2 separate regions of the Homo sapiens genome follow, and region 1 is linked to region 2. Evidence: read pairs that join two places in POLR2A ChIA-PET (ENCODE). Cell type or tissue: GM12878. All regions are shown on one strand. Links, peaks and the distances in the headings refer to the core of each region. The heading gives the core; the rest is flanking DNA. Region 1 has its middle 37 kb from the start of DNAJA2-DT. Region 2 has its middle 71 kb from the start of NETO2.

Region 1 (5,385 bases), core at 305-5,304, 63 kb before region 2:
CTTTGTCTTATATATCCAATTCTTTTCTCAGTTTATTGCTGGCCTTTTAGTTTTTTTTTTTCATGTTCAGAAATTTTTTGCAGTCAGATCTTTTTATCTTTCCCTTTAATGGTTTTTCACTTTGGTGTCTTGCTTACACAATTGTGAATTTCAGGGATGCTGGTAGAGTGAACCTGAGATCCCATGGTGCATTACAAGCCAATGAAAGTTGATTTAACTGGCCAAAGTAGAGAAGCTAGGCTGGGTGCAGTGACTCGCACCTGTAATCCCAGCACTTTGGGAGGCCGAAGTAGGAGAATTGCTTGAGCCCAGGGGTTCCAGACCAGCCTGGGCAACAGAGTGAGAACCCCTCTCACAAAAAAAAAAAAAAAAAAAAAAAAGGTAGAGAAGCTGTCAAGACATGAGTTTTGCTTTCATTTGTGCTACCTTGGTGTATGTTTTAATTTGGAGGACTCTTAGGAAAATCCCAGCACTTTGGGAAGCTGAGGTGGGCAGATCACTTGAGGTCAAGAGTTCAAGACCAGCATGGCCAACATGGTGAGATCCTGTATCTACTAAAAATACAAAAAAATTAGCCAGGCATGGTGGCACGCACCTGTAATATTCCCAGCTACTGGGGAGGCTGAGGCAAGACAATCGCTTGAACCCAGGAGGCAGAGGTTGCAGTAAGCCGAGATTGCACCACTGTACTCCAGCCTGGTGACAGAGCGAGACCCTGTCTCAAAAATAAAAATAAAAATAAAAGAAAAGAAAAATAAAATATAAAAAGTAATAAAATAATAAAAATAAAAATAAAAGAATGTCTGGAAATGTAAAGTGATAAGGCAGTCAGGGCAGGGAACTCCTGTCTGACTTAACACAAAGGCATTTCCTTGAAGCATTTTTTAATGTTTCTGGTTCAGTTTCACTTTCTTGTAATTAATTGATAAATATCTACTGTGTGTTTGATGGATAAAACAGAGTAAAGGAAAAAAAGCAGGGAGGCAACAGGGACAGTTCTAAGGGATCAAGTGATACCAAACTGATGCAGAGAAGAACCCAGTTGTATGCTGAGGGAGTGAATTCAGCAGGATTTTCTGGACCTACAATGGGTGCTCAACTGTGAAATCAGTCAGTGACATCTCTGTGTAGAAAGGTGTGTGTGGATTTCTCCAAGTTCAGCTGGGCATGTCTAGTCCCTTTTAAGGACTCACCTGATTAGATTAGGCCCACCCAGGATAATTTCAAGCATGCGGTGAGCCCATAAAACCCATTCATGTTGTTTTGCAACTGTTGATCCTGGAACTAATAACTCTGCACCTCTGCATTTCTTAGCTATCCTCTTCTCCTTCTCCGTTTTTTTGTTTTGTTTTGTTTTTGTTTTTGTTTTTGTTTTTGAGACACAGCCTTGCTCTGTCACCTAGGCTGGAGTGCAGTGGCATGATCTCGGCTCACTGCAGCCTCCACTTCCTGGGTTCAAGCAATTCTCCTGCCTCAGCCTCCCGAGTAGCTGGGACTACAGGCACCCACCACCACACCTGGCTAATTTTTGTATGTTTTGTAGAGACAGAGTTTCCTCATGTTGGCCAGGCTGGTCTTGAACTCCTAACCTCAAGTGATCCGCCCACCTTGGCCTCTTGAAGTGCTTGGATTACAAGAGTGAGCCACGGCGCCTGTCCCCCTTTTCTTTCCTGCTTCCTCCACTTCACAGGCGTTACTACCCACTAAGACCTTCAACTAACATATGGCTTTCTATGCCCATCCCCTAGTGACTTTCTAAAAAAAAAAGTATGCATATTTCAGGATATCCCTTTTAAAAATTTTTTATTTAATATTTATTTATTTTTATTTTATTTTATTTATTTATTTATTTTTGAGATGGAGTTTTGCTCTTGTCACCCAGGGTGGAGTGCAATGGCATGATCGCGGCTCACTGCAACTTCCACCTCCCGGGTTCAAGTGATTCTCCTGCCTCAGCCTCCCAAGCAGCTGGGATTACAGGCGCCCACCACCATGCCTGGCTAATTTTTGTATTTTTAGTAGAGACAGGGTTTCACCATGTTGGTCAGGCTGGTTTCGAACTCCTAACCTCATGTGATCCGTCTGTCTTGGCCTCCCAAAGTGCTGGGATTACAGGTGTGAGCCACCACACCTGGCCTACTTTTATTTTTTTGAGACTGAGTCTCACTCTGTCACTCAGACTGGAGTGCAGTGGTGCAATCTTTGCTCACTGCAATATTCACCTCCCCAGTTCAAGCAATTCTCCTGCCTCAGCCTACCGAGTAGCTGGGATTACAGGCACCCATCACCACGCCCAGCTAATTTTTGGTCAGGCTGTCTCAAACTCTTGATCTCAGGTGATCCACCCACCTTGGCTCCCGAAGTGCTGGGATTACAGGCATGAGCCACCGTGCCTGGCCATCAGCTAATTCATATAGGTCTGAGGTTTGGGCACAGTGTAGCTGGGGTGTTTGCTCAGGGTCTCACCTTGCCATCAAGGTGTCAGCCAGCAGCCTTCATCTGGAGGCTCCACTAGGGGAAGATCCACTCCTGGTTTCCCTCAGGTTGTCAGAACTAATATCCTTGCAACTGTAGGACTAAGGCCCCAGTGGTTTTGATAGCTGTTGACTAGGGACCACTCCCAGCTCCTAGAGATCATTCTGTTATATTTGCAATGTGGCCTCTTCTCACACTTTAAATCTCTGACTTCCAAAAGGACTCAGGCCTTTTAAGGGCTCAACTGATTAGGTCAGATCCACCTAAGATAGTTTTTTAAAATTAACTCAAAGTCAACTGATCAGGGACCTTAATCATATCTGCAAAATCCCTCTTTTTGTATAAAGAAACATAATCATTATTGTGATATCTCATTATATTTGTAAGCCCACTCACACTCAGGCTGTGTACAACAGTGGGTGGGAATTTGGGGGCCATCTTAGCATCTGCCTTCTGCAATATAGCATGGCACAGTGGAGTGGCTAATAGAAAGGGCCCTGGGGGAGGCTGCAGGAGTTCAGGGCTGAGCATGATTTACGAGCCATGTGACCTAACCTCTTCATGTCTTGGTTCCTCCATTTGTGAAATGAGGGAGTGATAGGTACCTACCTTGTAGAATTACTAAGTCAATGCAGGTAAATCCCTTGAAAAAATTTCTGATGCTTAATAAGTGTTGACTCTTATTAATACAGTTTACCTAAGCATTTGTAAGAGTTATATATTCTGAGATGTTATTACTTTATCAAAGACTTAAAAGCAAGAAGTACAAACATAGTAGAATAAAGCTGGACACATTGGCTCACACCTGTAATCCCAGCATTCTGGGAAGCCGAGGCAAGAGGATAGCTTGAGCCCAGGATTTCAAGACCAGCCTGGGCAATACAGTGAGACCTCATCTCTTTTATTTTTTTATTTTTTTATTTTATTTTATTTTATTTTTATTTTTTTACTTTTATTTTTTATTATTATTATACTTTAAGTTTTAGGGTACATGTGCACAATGTGCAGGTTAGTGACATGTGTATACATGTGCCATGCTGGTGTGCTGCACCCATTAACTCGTCATTTAGCATTAGGTATATCTCCTAAAGCTATCTCTCCCCCCTCCCCCCACCCCACAACAGTCCCCAGAGTGTGATGTTCCCCTTCCTGTGTCCATGTGTTCTCATTGTTCAATTCCCACCTATGAGTGAGAATATGCAGTGTTTGGTTTTTTGTTCTTGCGATAGTTTACTGAGAATGATGATTTCCAATTTCATCCATGTCCCCACAAAGGACATGAACTCATCATTTTTTATGGCTGCATAGTATTCCATGGTGTATATGTGCCACATTTTCTTAATCCAGTCTATCATTGTTGGACATTTGGGTTGGTTCCAAGTCTTTGCTATTGTGAATAGTGCCACAGTAAACATATGTGTGCATGTGTCTTTATAGCAGCATGATTTACAGTCCTTTGGGTATATACCCAGTAATGGGATGGCTGGGTCAAATGGTATTTCTAGTTCTAGATCCCTGAGGAATTGCCACACTGACTTCCACAATGGTTGAACTAGTTTACAGTCCCACCAACAATGTAAAAGTGTTCCTATTTCTCCACATCCTCTCCAGCACCTGTTGTTTCCTGACTTTTTAATGATTGCCATTCTAACTGGTGTGAGATGGTATCTCATCGTGGTTTTGATTTGCATTTCTCTGATAGTCAGTGATGGTGAGCATTTATTCATGTTTTTTGGCTGCATAAATGTCTTCTTTTGAGAAGTGTCTGTTCATGTCCTTCGCCCACTTTTTGATGGGTTTTTTTTTTTCTTGTAAGTGTGTTTGAGTTCATTGTAGATTCTGGATATTAGCCCTTTGTCAGATGAGTAGGTTGCGAAAATTTTCTCCCATTTTGTAGGTTGCCTGTTCACTCTGATGGTAGTTTCTTTTGCTGTGCAGAAGCTCTTTAGTTACAAAAATTAATTCAAGACAGATTAAAGACTTAAACGTTAGACCTAAAACCATAAAAACCCTAGAAGACCTCATCGCTTTAAAACAAATTATTATTTAAAAAAATAGCAGAATGACATGTAACAACTCTGAGAAGCCATGGAAGAAATGCTAATTAGAGGAAATATCAAATAGTCTGTGAGACTCAAGTGGAACACCAAAATGACATAGAGTGAGAACATTGAAGGAGAAGAATGACTAGAAAAGGAGAGAGTAAAATGTTCTAGGACTAATCAGATGCAAATAATCCACCCACCATTGCTGACCTAGAAACAAGATACATACATCCCAAATTGTCTGTATAAATACGTTCTTCTTGTTCAAAAAAGAAATCTTTCTATATATTTAAGTGTTTCAATGATCATCTTAGTCTATTTTCTATTTTAGAATACCCAAAACTGGGAAATCTAGGAAGAAAAGGAATATTTTTCTTATAGTTATGGAGGCTGAGAAGTCCAAGGCCAAGGGGCTCCATCTGGTGAGGGCCTTCTTGCTAGTGAGGACTCTCTGCAGAGTCCCAAGGTGGCGCAGGGCATCACAGGGTGTGGGGCTGAGTGTGCTTGCTCAGTTCTGTCTTCCTCTTCTTATAACGACACCAGTTCCCATGATAACCCATTCATCCATTAATCCAGTAATGGGTTAATCCACTCACACAAGCAGGGCCCTCATGACCCAATCACCTCTTAAAGGCCTCCCCTCTCAGTACTGCCAAATTATTGGAGATTATATTTCAACATGAGTTTTGGAGGGAACAAATATTCAAACCATAGCAATGACTGGGAGAGTTTTCTTATTTCTTATTTATTTATTTATTGTTATTGTTGAGACAGGGTCTCACTCTATTGCCCAGGCTGGAGTGCAGTGGCACAATCACGGTTCATGGCAACCTCTATATTCCAGGCTCATGTGATCCTCCCACCT
Region 2 (5,385 bases), core at 106-5,105:
CAAATTAAAAGCACAATGAGATATAACTTCACACCTGTTAGAACGGCCATTAAAGGAAAACCCTGCACACTGTAGGTGGGCATGTAAATTAGTACAGCAATTATGGAAAACAGCACGGAGGTTTCTCCAAAAATTAAAAAAGTGGATCTACTATATGATCCAGCAGTCCCACTCTGGGTATTTTCCAGAGGAAATGAAATCAATATGTTGAAGAGATATCTGCATTCCCATGTTTACTGCATAGCACTATTCACAATAGCCAAGATACAGAATTTACCTACGTGACCATCCGTGGAGGGAAGGATAAAGAAAATGTGGTGTGTGTGTGTATATATGCATACCCACATGGGATAATAGTATCCCGTTACATATAATAGGATACTACCGAGCATTAAAAAAGAAGGAAATCGGGCTGGGTGCAGTGGCTCACACCTGTAATCCCAGCACTTGGGGAGGCTGAGGTGGGCGGATCATGAGGTCAAGAGATTGAGACCATCTTGGCCAACATGGTGAAAACCCATCTCTACTGAAAATACAAAAATTAGCTGGGCGTGGTGGCATGTGCCTGTAGTCCCAGCTACTCAGGAGGCTGAGGCAGGAGAATCGCTTGAACCTGGGAGGCAGAGGTTGCAGTGGGCTGAGATCGCACCACTACACTCCAGCCTGGTGACAGAGCGAGACTCTGTCTCAAAAAAAAAAAAAAAAGGAAATCGGCCGGGCACCCCAGTGGCTCATGCCTGTAATCCCAGCACTTTGGGAGGCTGGGGTGGGCAAGTCACCTAAGGTCAGGAGTTCGAGACTAGCCTGGGCAACATGATGAAACTTAGTCTCTACAAAAACTGCAAAAAATAGCTGGGCATGGTGGCATGTGCCTGTAATCCCAGCTACTTGGGAGGCTACGGTGGGAGGATCACTTGAGCCCGGGAGATCAAGGCTGTAGTGAGCTGTGATGGTGCCACTGCACTCCAGCCTGGGAAACACAGCAAGATCCTGTCTCAAAAAACAAACAAACAAACAAACAAACAAAATGGTTAAATTCGTTAAAAGAGAAAAAAAAAGAGAAAGAAAAACGCAGGAAAAGAAACCATAGAAAAAGAGCAGGCAAATTTTTAAAAGAACTAGGCCAGGTGCAGTGGCTCACACCTGTAATCCTAGTTTGGGAGGCCAAGGTGGGTGGATCGTTTGAGCTCAGGAGTTCGAGACCAGCCTGGGCAACATGGCAAAACTCCGTCTCTTAAAAAAAAAAAAAAAATTAAAGGGACTAAATAGGATTTCTGGAAATAAACAATATAATCATTCACATTAAGTACTCATTAAGTACTCATTGGGCAGTTACACAGAAGATGAGACGTGGCTAAGAGAAAATGTGTATCACAATGAAAATATGAAGACATGGAAATACTGAAAGTTAAGAAACATGAAAGAATTTTCCAGAATGATACTTATCTTTAGACTGAAGAAGCATATGGAATCACAAGAAAAATATAAAAATAAATACACATGTAGACATATTGTAGTGAAATGGCTAAACAATATTGTGGAATCAGTTAAGTGGGAAAAGACAGATTAAAGATATGGGAACTTAGGTTTATAAAAGAAGTCATGATCATGATCATGAAATAAGCACTGTGGGAAAGGAACAGTCAATGCAGTCTTTCATACCCAGATAAAGTATCATACAAGAAGGAGGAAACAGGGATTTTCCGAAAAGCAAAAACTGAACAGATCACCCAGCAGTGTCAATAAATAATTTTTAAAGGAAGGCAGAAGGAAAGTGATCCCAGATGTAAGGTCGGAATGCAATAAAGTATGGAGAGAAAATGAGCAGATAAACATAGAGAAAAATCTAAGTATTTACCATAAAAACAAAAACATTGGGGTGGGATAATGGACTCAGCTCTGTCTGCTTAATGCCATTGTGCAGAGAAGTACCCTAATGCATAAGCTTTTTAATGCTGTAAAATATAATAGCTGAAATTAAATGCCACTTTTTTCAGAGGTGAATTAACGGACAGTCTGGTGAAATTCACAAGCTTTTTGATGTATAAAACTTGATAAATGGAATGGGTCCATCAATAGGCAAAAGTGTAGCAATGTATCTAGATGAATAGTATGTAATTTCTGCACAGGTCTCTGTTTAGTAAATACATCACTGTATACCAATCAGGAATCTTGCTCCAATAAAGGAACATAAAGATTTAAAAAACTGGCCATTTTGGGGAAATATAAAAAACAAGTAACTAAAATACTAAATGAAAATAACATAAGATGGAAGAGGGGTGAATACGGCTCAGGCGTTGTATGGTTCTTGTTTTGTTCAGAAAGAGGGTAGAAATAGCAACTGTAGATTTGATATAGGCATGAGAAACTCTGAAGATCAGCCACAAGTGTTAGAGAAACAGCAGTTAACTTCTAACTAATACCCGCAGGGGAACGATCACCACCATGGTCAGGATCTCTGGGGGAAAGTAAAGCCAGGAGAGGACCGCAGTGGGGTGTAATTGTGTTTACAGACATAACTTCTTTAGCAGGGTCCAGGTATGTTGGTACTCATTGTTCTCCAAACCCTTTCATAAGTTTGAAATATTTCTTTAAAGTAGAATTCAACAGTTTTTAGTGTAATTTTGTTTTCTATAGCAGTGGTTCTCAACTGGGCTTGACTTTGCCCCTCTCCTTCCCTGTATCACCTTCTCAGAGGAGACTCTGGCCATGTCTGGGGACAGTTTTGCTCATCACTGCTGGGGGTGGTCTGCTGCCCCTTGCAGTGCACAGGCTGGCCCTCCCACCGCGAGGAGTTACCCAGTCCAAAACATCAGCAGTGCTGAGCTTGAGAAACCCTATCCTTTAGGATCAGAATATGTGTTTTTTCAAAAGTTAGATTTTCTCCTTTGCTATTTAAAAATAAATGGAAAAGCAGAAATAACACATGGTGACTTTGTAGCACTTTTCATGTACATAATCAGTTTCAGAAAGTAAAAATGCTTGATGAAGTCATCAGGAAAATCCCCAACTTCATAAATGGGCAGCATAATATTTTAAAGTGTTAAAAATTAATCTTTGGTTGATTGCTAAAGTAGCATGAACATAGCCACAACTATGGTGGGATGCTCTTGATTGGAGTTTCTTTATAAGATGAAGTTTCCAAGAAACAGTTAATTGCTTTCAGTTTCTCCATCTTCAAGAAAGGGACAAAAAGGTAACTGATGAAGCTGTTTCTGTTTTCTTGCTAGTGGAACATTAGTATTCGACAGTAGTACTGTACTAAATTCTGGGGCTGCTACTGAAATGTCATTAAATCCCAACTTTACACATCTGGCACGCTGCCTAAATGCAGCTCAGTGTGTTAAAGCGTAGATTACAGTCCAACAAATCAATGCTCTCGAATTGTGGGTTTATGTAAACCTGCAATTAAAAACAGTGTGCAATCACTTTCTTTGCCTACCTGATGAGGGGAAGAGAAGCAAGCTGTTTTTTTTCAGGGCAAAGAGGTGAGAATGCCAGCTTAAAACAGAAGCATTCCCCGGCGCATGCTTTAAGACATGGCTTTGGATAAAGGCAGTTTCTGGCTGGGCATAGTGGCTCGCGCCTGTAATCCCAGCACTTTGGGAGGCTGAGGCGGGTAGTTCACCTGAGGTGGGTAGTTCACCTGAGGTCAGGAGTTTGAGACCAGCCTGGGCAACATGGCAAAACCCTGTCTCTACTAAAAATGCAAAAATTAGCTGGGTGTGGTGGCACACGCCTGTAATCCCAGCTACTTGGAAGGCTGAAGCACAAGAATAGCTTGAACCCGGAAGGTGGAAGTTATAGTGAGCTGAGATTGCACCATTGCACTCCAGCCTGGGTGACAAAAGGAGACTCCATAAAAAAAAAATCTGTGAGTTATTTGTGGGTAATGGGGAAAAGCCAAGAAATGAGGCAGTGGCCAGGTGCGATGGCTCACTCCTGTGATCCCAGCACTTTGGGAGGTTGAGGCGGGTGGATTGCCTGAGGTCAGGAGTTCGAGACCAGCCTGGCCAACATGGCAAAACCCCGTCTCTAATAAAAATGAGCCGTGTGTAATGGCAGGCACCTAAATATTCCAGCTACTTAGAGGCTGAGGCAGGAGAATTGCTTGAACCAGGAGGCGGAGGTTGCAGTGAACGAGATCACGTCACTGCACTCCAGGCCGGGTGATAGAGACTCTGCCTCAAAAAAAAAAAAAAAAAAAAAAAAAATGGAGGCAGTAACAGCAGGACAGGAACAGTGTATGGCATGTGGGGAGTGCTTATTTTTAAATGATGGAGAGAACACCCACAGGGCTCCTGCGGAAAGGCAGGCCCTTCTCCCACCCCTGCAGAAGAGCAGCTCAGTGAGGTCCTTCCAGAAGCAGAGACTGCCATCTAGCAATTAAAAATGGCAGGATGGGGAACAACAGAGGCTCATTTGGTGCCTCTCTTGCAGAGTTTGGAGTACAAGGAGGTGCTTCCAAAGTAACAGGCACCATACTATTTCTAGTGGCAAAGAGCTGACTGATTCATATTAGAAAAGGACTTAGGCTAGGCCGGGCATGGTGGCTCATGCCTGTAATCCCAGCACTTTGGGAGGCCGAGGCGGGCGGATCACGAGGTCAGGAGATTGAGACCATACTGGCTAACACGGTGAAACCCCGTCTCTACTAAAAAAATACAAAAAAAATATAGCCGGGCGTGGTGGCAGGCACCTGTAGTCCCAGCTACTCGGGAGGCTGAGGCAGGAGAATGGTGTGAACCCGGGAGGCGGAGCTTGCAGTGAGCCGAGATCACACCACTGCACTCCAGCCTGGGCAACAGAGAGAATACTCCTTCTCAAAAACAAAAAACAAAAAACAGAAAAGGACTTAGGCCATAAGTATACCCACAGGGCAAAACAATGTCAGCAATAGCAGCTTCCTTCAAATTCAAAGGAAAAATTTATGCACTGATACAGTTAAAGACATAATTTTATCTTTTATAGCAGGTAGCTGTGGCTGTCAGTCAGCTATCAAAAACAATTCAGAAAGAAAAACTTTCCTGACTTGGTCTTTTAATCATTTTGGTCAAAGCAAAGCAAAAAAGAGCATTCTCTTCCAGGAAATCTTATTTATGTATATATTTTTTATCATAATAGAAAAATCTCTGTATAGAACTGCTTTGGCTACACTTCTCATCTTGAGGGTAGAATGTGTTCTGGACACAAAAGGCTTTTCTTTCTCAGTGACACACCTGCCTTTTTGTTGTGTTTTTTTGTAAATCAGTTGTCCCAAGAATCTTCTCAATGATAGAGTTGCAAATCAGCCATGCCTTCTAGGAAACCCAATGTTAATATTACATAATTGGAAATATGAAAGAATATAGAATCAGAATAAAAATTTTATCCTTTATTCATTTT

Evidence for each region. ChIA-PET counts read pairs that join two places held together with the same protein. Peaks named below come from ENCODE experiments on the same cell type or tissue, not always from the same donor. Only the 100,000 strongest peaks of a DNase experiment are listed, where the experiment ranks them.
Region 1: POLR2A ChIA-PET joins it to region 2 with 6 read pairs; 2 of 35 experiments call an interaction of 5 or more read pairs at or near these places.

Annotation. Positions count from the first base shown.
Region 1 is chr16:47,007,613-47,012,997 of GRCh38, forward strand. No RefSeq gene overlaps it. Among named protein-coding and RNA genes, the nearest start is that of DNAJA2-DT, 37 kb to the left of the region's middle. In GM12878, for the core only: no CTCF peak of the experiment used is centred there; no DNase peak of the experiment used is centred there.
Region 2 is chr16:47,070,702-47,076,086 of GRCh38, forward strand. No RefSeq gene overlaps it. Among named protein-coding and RNA genes, the nearest start is that of NETO2, 71 kb to the right of the region's middle. In GM12878, for the core only: no CTCF peak of the experiment used is centred there; a DNase peak (open chromatin) is centred at 3,110; H3K27ac peaks cover 733 bases.